Regions from separate parts of the Mus musculus genome. Here region 2 is linked to region 1. Evidence: chromatin loops called from intact Hi-C (ENCODE). Cell type or tissue: left cerebral cortex. All regions are shown on one strand. Links, peaks and the distances in the headings refer to the core of each region. The heading gives the core; the rest is flanking DNA. Region 1 has its middle 51 kb from the start of Gm23535. Region 2 has its middle 110 kb from the start of Gm29398.

Region 1 (2,923 bases), core at 328-2,827:
AGATTAAGGTCATTTAAACATTGTAGGATAAATATTAACTCAACTTTTTCCAAGAAAAGTGTAATGTTGAGGTGGGAGACTTAATCAATTATCCTTCCCTTACTGAGGCCTTGACATGAACTAAGAATATGAAGAAACTGAAAAGTGAAAGTAAAGCACAAAACTTTTGGTTAAAAGAAAAATATTTGAGGGAGTAAGCTTCAATCTTGGTGTGATTTTGACAACAGAAAAGAGATTTTCTTGTGTGGCAAGGCAGGGTTCTGAGTGTTCATTTACACACACTAGTATATATTATATTTCTATGATCATCTAGATTATTAATATTCTTTAAAGGTGGGCCAATCCAATTTGTCACAATTAAAACAAATCCATAACAAAACTACCTAGTTCATTATACATTGCTACCATTAATTACAGTATAGAAAGAACAATGGTCACAGAAGGGAATGCTTGCCCCATAGGAAGAACAACAATATGAACTAACAAGTACCCCCAGAGCTCCCTGGGACTAAACCACCAACCAAAGAAAATACATGGTGGAAATCATGGCTCTAGCTGCATATGTAGCAGAGGATGGTCTAGTTGGTCATCAATGGGAGGAGAGGCCCCTAGTCCTGTGAAGGTTCTATGCTCTAGTATAAGAGAATGTCAGGGGTGGGTTGGTGAGCAGAGGGAGGGGGAAGGGGAGAAGGGGTTTTGGAGGGGAAACCAGGAAAGGGGATAACATTTAAAATGTAAATAACTAAAATATATAATTTTTAAAAAGACATTAAAAAAGAGAAGGGAATGCTCGTACGGTCTCCCTCACTTATGCATAAAAAATGAGGATAGTATGTCAATGGACTCCAAAATGGGTTCCAGAAAAGACTGTAAAGAAGTTATGATCTGATACAGGAATTTCATAGAAATAATACAATTTAAAATTGAAAGGGATTATTAAATTAAAACACTAATTTCACAAGTAAGAAAATTGAAGGCCAACTGAAGTTTTTGACTAGTGAAATTGATTAATGGCTCAAATAATAAACTTCCTGCTATGCAAACAAGAGGACCTGAATTTGGATCTCCACCTAACATCAACTTCTGGCCTCCTTATATACCTGTATGCATGACATGTGCACACCCCCCAAAACATGCACATCATATGCATGTGTGTGAGTGCACACGTTCATGCAGGTATGCATACACACACACACACACACACACACACACACACACACACTACATTTTCCCAGTAACCTTTATGTTCTCAGTGCAAAGCTGAGGTTAGAAACTTCCAGTAGTCTACCTGCTGAAGAAAGGACAAGAGCCCCTGTTTCCTCAGGAGAGTTTTGTAGAACAGAAGGTAATGGCAGTGTGGGTGTGCCTTATCTTGCACTGCAGAGAGTTGTTGCTTCCTACTCAAAATCATCTTAATTCCTTTGTCTACAGACTTCTTTCTAACTAGTTTCTATTTTAGGGATCAAATCATTATAAACACCTGTTTCAAGGCTAAAGCAAGTTAGTCAGAGTTCACTGGTCAATGGTGACATCTAGTGGACATCTAAAAAACTGTCTGTATTTGTACTTGAAAGTACCCTGGGGAAAATGTGAACTCTTAGCAGTGAAGACTTGGTCTCTGGCATGAGGATGGAGCTTGGGGAAGCACAAAGCAGGCTTCAATTGGACTTTGATAAAAGTCAGAAGATCTTTTAATCTTATTTCTTTTTATTTGTGGATATGTATGCACATCTGTTTGTCTGTATGTACACCGTATGACTGCAGGTGCCCTCAGGGGTCAAAATGTCATGTCAGAGACCTGGAAAGTGTAGTTTCACAGTGTTGAAAGCTGCCCACTATGGTGGATGCTGAAAACTAGACCCATGTCCTCTGTAAGAGCAGTGGGTGCTCTTAAGTGCTCAGCCATCTCTCCGGTTCTGAGACAGAATCTTTTCAGGGGGTAAGGAGCTACAAAAGCAAGCAGTTCTTCAGAGAATATTTCTTGGCAGTTCATCATCTGTTAAAACAATATAGTTAATGTAGGAAGTAAAAGCAAAACCTATGTGTTCTTTCTTTTTAGTTGTACTAGTTCTACAAGAGAAGGGGCAAGATTTTTTTAAGGACACCAAAGAACAATAACCCTGTTTATATCTATAACTTTGAAACACAAAAGGTGTGAACACTTGTGACAGCAAGAAATGTAGACAAAACTGTGAACAAGTTATCCAGATATTGGAAGGGGGGGGGAGTTTAGTAGACAAGAAAGAGTTTCAAAGCCAGAAAGGCAAGGTTGGTGGTCCATCGGGCATCAGGAAGTGACACTGCTTTATGCTACATGTGTGAGTAGATGAAGTCAGAGAGGTCTTCTGGGATTCTACTACACACTAGGCAGATGCAGCAGCTGATTAGACTGATGTTTACAGCTGGTGGGGGTGGGGCATGAACCCACTCACTGCATCAGCTAGGGAAGGACAACCAAGGAGAGAGAGAGATGGTGGATCACTCAGAGGGTGAGTGTGGGTAGCTCAGAGGGTGATGGTGGATCACTCAGTTGGTGAGTGTGGATCACTCAGAGGGTGAATGAGGATTGCTCAGTGGTTATCCCCAAGGACTAATGTTGTACGAATAAGATGAGTCCTGTTCCCAACCACCTACCAAAATATGACACAAGCTATAACAACAGTTAATTTAATGCACTAACTGGGCTGGGTCACATTAACAAATATTTTCTCACATATTACTCTCAATGTTTCTGAAAATTATATATTTTGTATATATATATTATGTATTAAAATTATATATTTATTATAAATTATATATTTTTGGTGATACTTGAATAAAATAGGAGTGTATATATGTGTGTGTGTGTGTGTGTGTGTGTGTGTGTGTGTGTATGGAATTCTCGCAACCCACAATTCCTGGACTCAACATATAACTGACCCTC
Region 2 (2,923 bases), core at 100-2,599, 200 kb before region 1:
AACGTTCTTGTCTAAAATGACTGCAGGAACAAAAATGGAGACTGAGCGAAAGGCTGTTCATGACCAGCCCAAATTGGGAATCAATGGAGGGGGGGGGGGGCACCAAGGCCTGACACTATTACTGATGCTATGGTGTGCTTATACATGGGAGCCTGACAAGGCTGTACTCTGAGAGGCCCTACCAGCAGCTGACTGAAACAGAGGCAGATATTTACACTCAACCATTGGACAGAATTGGGGTGGGGGTGGGGCTTATGGTTGAATTAGACGAATGATTGAAGAATCTGAAGGAGAGAGCAACCCCACAGGATGACCAGCACTCTTAACTAACCCAGACCCCAGGGAGTACTCAGAGACTGAGCCCATCACCCAGGAGCAAAGGGACTGGGCCAAGGCCCCTGGCACATACGTAGCAAAGGTCTACCTGGTCTGGCCTCAGTGGTAGAAGATGCTCTTAATCCTCAAGAGAGTTGAGGCTCCAGGGAACACAGAGGCCCGGTAGGGGGAGCAACACTGGGAAGAGGGGGAGGAGGAATGGGTTGAGGAACTGCAGCAGCGGGGGACTGGAAGGAGGACAATGACTTGAATGTAAATAAATAAAGAATAAATAAAGTAATTAAAGAAAAAAAAAAAGAAACAGGACTCAAAACAACTAAGTTTAGAAGATGTAGTTTATCAAAGTGGAATAAAACACGTAGGGGGAAAGAAACTAAAACCATCTGGTAGCTCAATGGAAACTGAATCTGAAGTTAATAAGGGGTAACAGAGAACATGGTCTCTATTTGAATGTAGTGTGTCACCTTGTCTGAAGAGAAAGCAAAGGAAGTTTTGAAATCATGAACAAGGAATGAAAGTACTGACTCAGAAAACCAATTGTAAAATTGTTTACAGACAAATGGCAGGACAAAAAAAAAAAAAAAAAAACAAAAACAAAACAAAAACAAAAACAAAAACAAAACAAAACAAAACAAAACAAAAAACCCAGAAGCTGGAGGTGACAAGAAGCAAACTGAGACATCTGGTTTTCTTTCTGTCCTTTCTTGTCACCTTTTCATGTCTCACCCTGCTGTGGTGCAAGTGATCATAGAAGCACTGTGGGCTGCCGGTACGGATCCTCAGCACCCGTGGGTGGCTCCCGTCCGTGTCAGCATTTTAGACTTGTTATGAAATAATGCTAAGTGTCAACCTCGGGTGTCTGGGCTTCCTGCCAGATATTCACTTGACATTCTCTTCCTACAGCAGCAGCTAGCGTTCATCTGAAGCCTGACCTTGTTGGGTTTTTTTATACTTAATTTTCTTCAGGTTTTTGAACGACAGAGAGAGAGAGAGAGAGAGAGAGAGAGAGAGAGAGAGAGAGAGAGAGAGAGAGAGAGAGAGAGAGAGAGAGAGAATATATTGTTTCTTCCTCTACTGAAAGTTAAATTGTAAATTTTTTAATTATGGCATTTCCTTATAATCATAATGAATTTCTTACTTGCCGTGGTGAATTACTTGCCGTGGTGAAATTTCAAAGTGCACATGCATGTAGATCTAACAGGCTAACATTGTGCAGAACATTTTAAAGAAATATACACAAGTGAAGCATCTTTTCCACCATCATCTTCGGACATTACCATACCATATAGGCTTTTTCATGCATGCCTTCTCTTGTGCCTTCATAGATGTTATTCAGCAAATCTAAACGAAATAATTTATAACAAATTGAAGGCTGGCAATGTTTAATATTGGATACAGAAAAAGGTCCAGAAGCAAGCCCAATGCACTAAAGTCATGTTTCCCATACTAATCAGCTGGTAAAATGTATTAATTTAAATTTAATAACACTGCTCACTTTTCTGTCTTTGTTTCTGATACATAACATGTAAATAAAATAAGTGGCTACCAGAGAGGTGCTAGGAGTATTTAACACAAATACACACAATCAGGTTTGAGTGATTAATGACACAGGTGAGATCACTGCCTGTAGAGTCGTCAGAGTACAATCAGTGACTTTGACTGTTGGTTCAGACCACAAGACTTTACAATGTGAAGATAAACAAGTCCTCCAAGCACCTAAGGTCACATTTTCTCCCAAGGGAAAGCGTACGACAACTGCATCAGAAAAGGCTTTCTATAGGGTTGGTTCCTAGCAAACTGGAGAATGCCTTTGAATTTTCAGAAAGATACTCAGAATTTTTAAAGTTATTAAGAAAGACAAAATGAAAAATCATCCAGAAGGCCATGCTTCCATACATATCTGAATTGTCCAGTTATGAGATGGGAGCAAATAATGTATAAACAGCTGAAAATAAAATTCTAAGTGATGACACAACAACGACAATGATAATAATAATAACAATAATAAAACACTTCCTTTTGATTCAAGAGATTTTTGTCCACTATAAAAGATAGGTTTTTAATATACGTGAGCAAAGTCACTGCAGCCTAAAGAACAGCTCTGGAGCCCATTTGAGCTGCCCAAGACTATTGCCCAGCTTCTCATCTCCCCTTATTTCCTGTATGTTTATTTCATCATCTTTGAAACTGGCAACATCATGCATTAATTTAAATACTACAGGGTTTTAAAGATTAATATTTCAAAGGACCTAGCCCTAACCCTAACCCTAACCCTATTTAGATAGTAAATACCATAAAAGTGAAAGGCATCTTAGAAGCCAGGAGGTGGTGGTGGTGCACACCTCTAATTTCAGCACTTGGGAGGCAGGGGCAGGTGGATTTCTGAGTTCGAGGCCAGCCTGGTCTACAGAGTGAGTTCCAGGACAGCCAGGGCTACACAGAGAAACCCTGTCTTGGAAAAAAAATGAAACAACAACAACAACAAAACAAGAAAGGCATCTTAGGAAAAATGATAAGAAAGTTGAGTAAGGATAGAAGATTGGAGTATGTGTTAATTTAAAAAAAGAAATAAAAATAAAATACTTCT

The links. Hi-C counts contacts between places; a loop is a spot of excess contacts. Peaks named below come from ENCODE experiments on the same cell type or tissue, not always from the same donor. Only the 100,000 strongest peaks of a DNase experiment are listed, where the experiment ranks them.
Region 2: a loop joins it to region 1, with 4 times the contacts of the local background. A loop is called at or near these places in 4 of 42 quality-filtered maps.

The regions. Positions count from the first base shown.
Region 1 is chr1:149,757,141-149,760,063 of GRCm38, forward strand. No RefSeq gene overlaps it. Among named protein-coding and RNA genes, the nearest start is that of Gm23535, 51 kb to the left of the region's middle. In left cerebral cortex, for the core only: a CTCF peak has its summit at 1,539 (motif pointing left); a DNase peak (open chromatin) is centred at 1,522.
Region 2 is chr1:149,555,426-149,558,348 of GRCm38, forward strand. No RefSeq gene overlaps it. Among named protein-coding and RNA genes, the nearest start is that of Gm29398, 110 kb to the left of the region's middle. In left cerebral cortex, for the core only: no CTCF peak of the experiment used is centred there; a DNase peak (open chromatin) is centred at 1,161.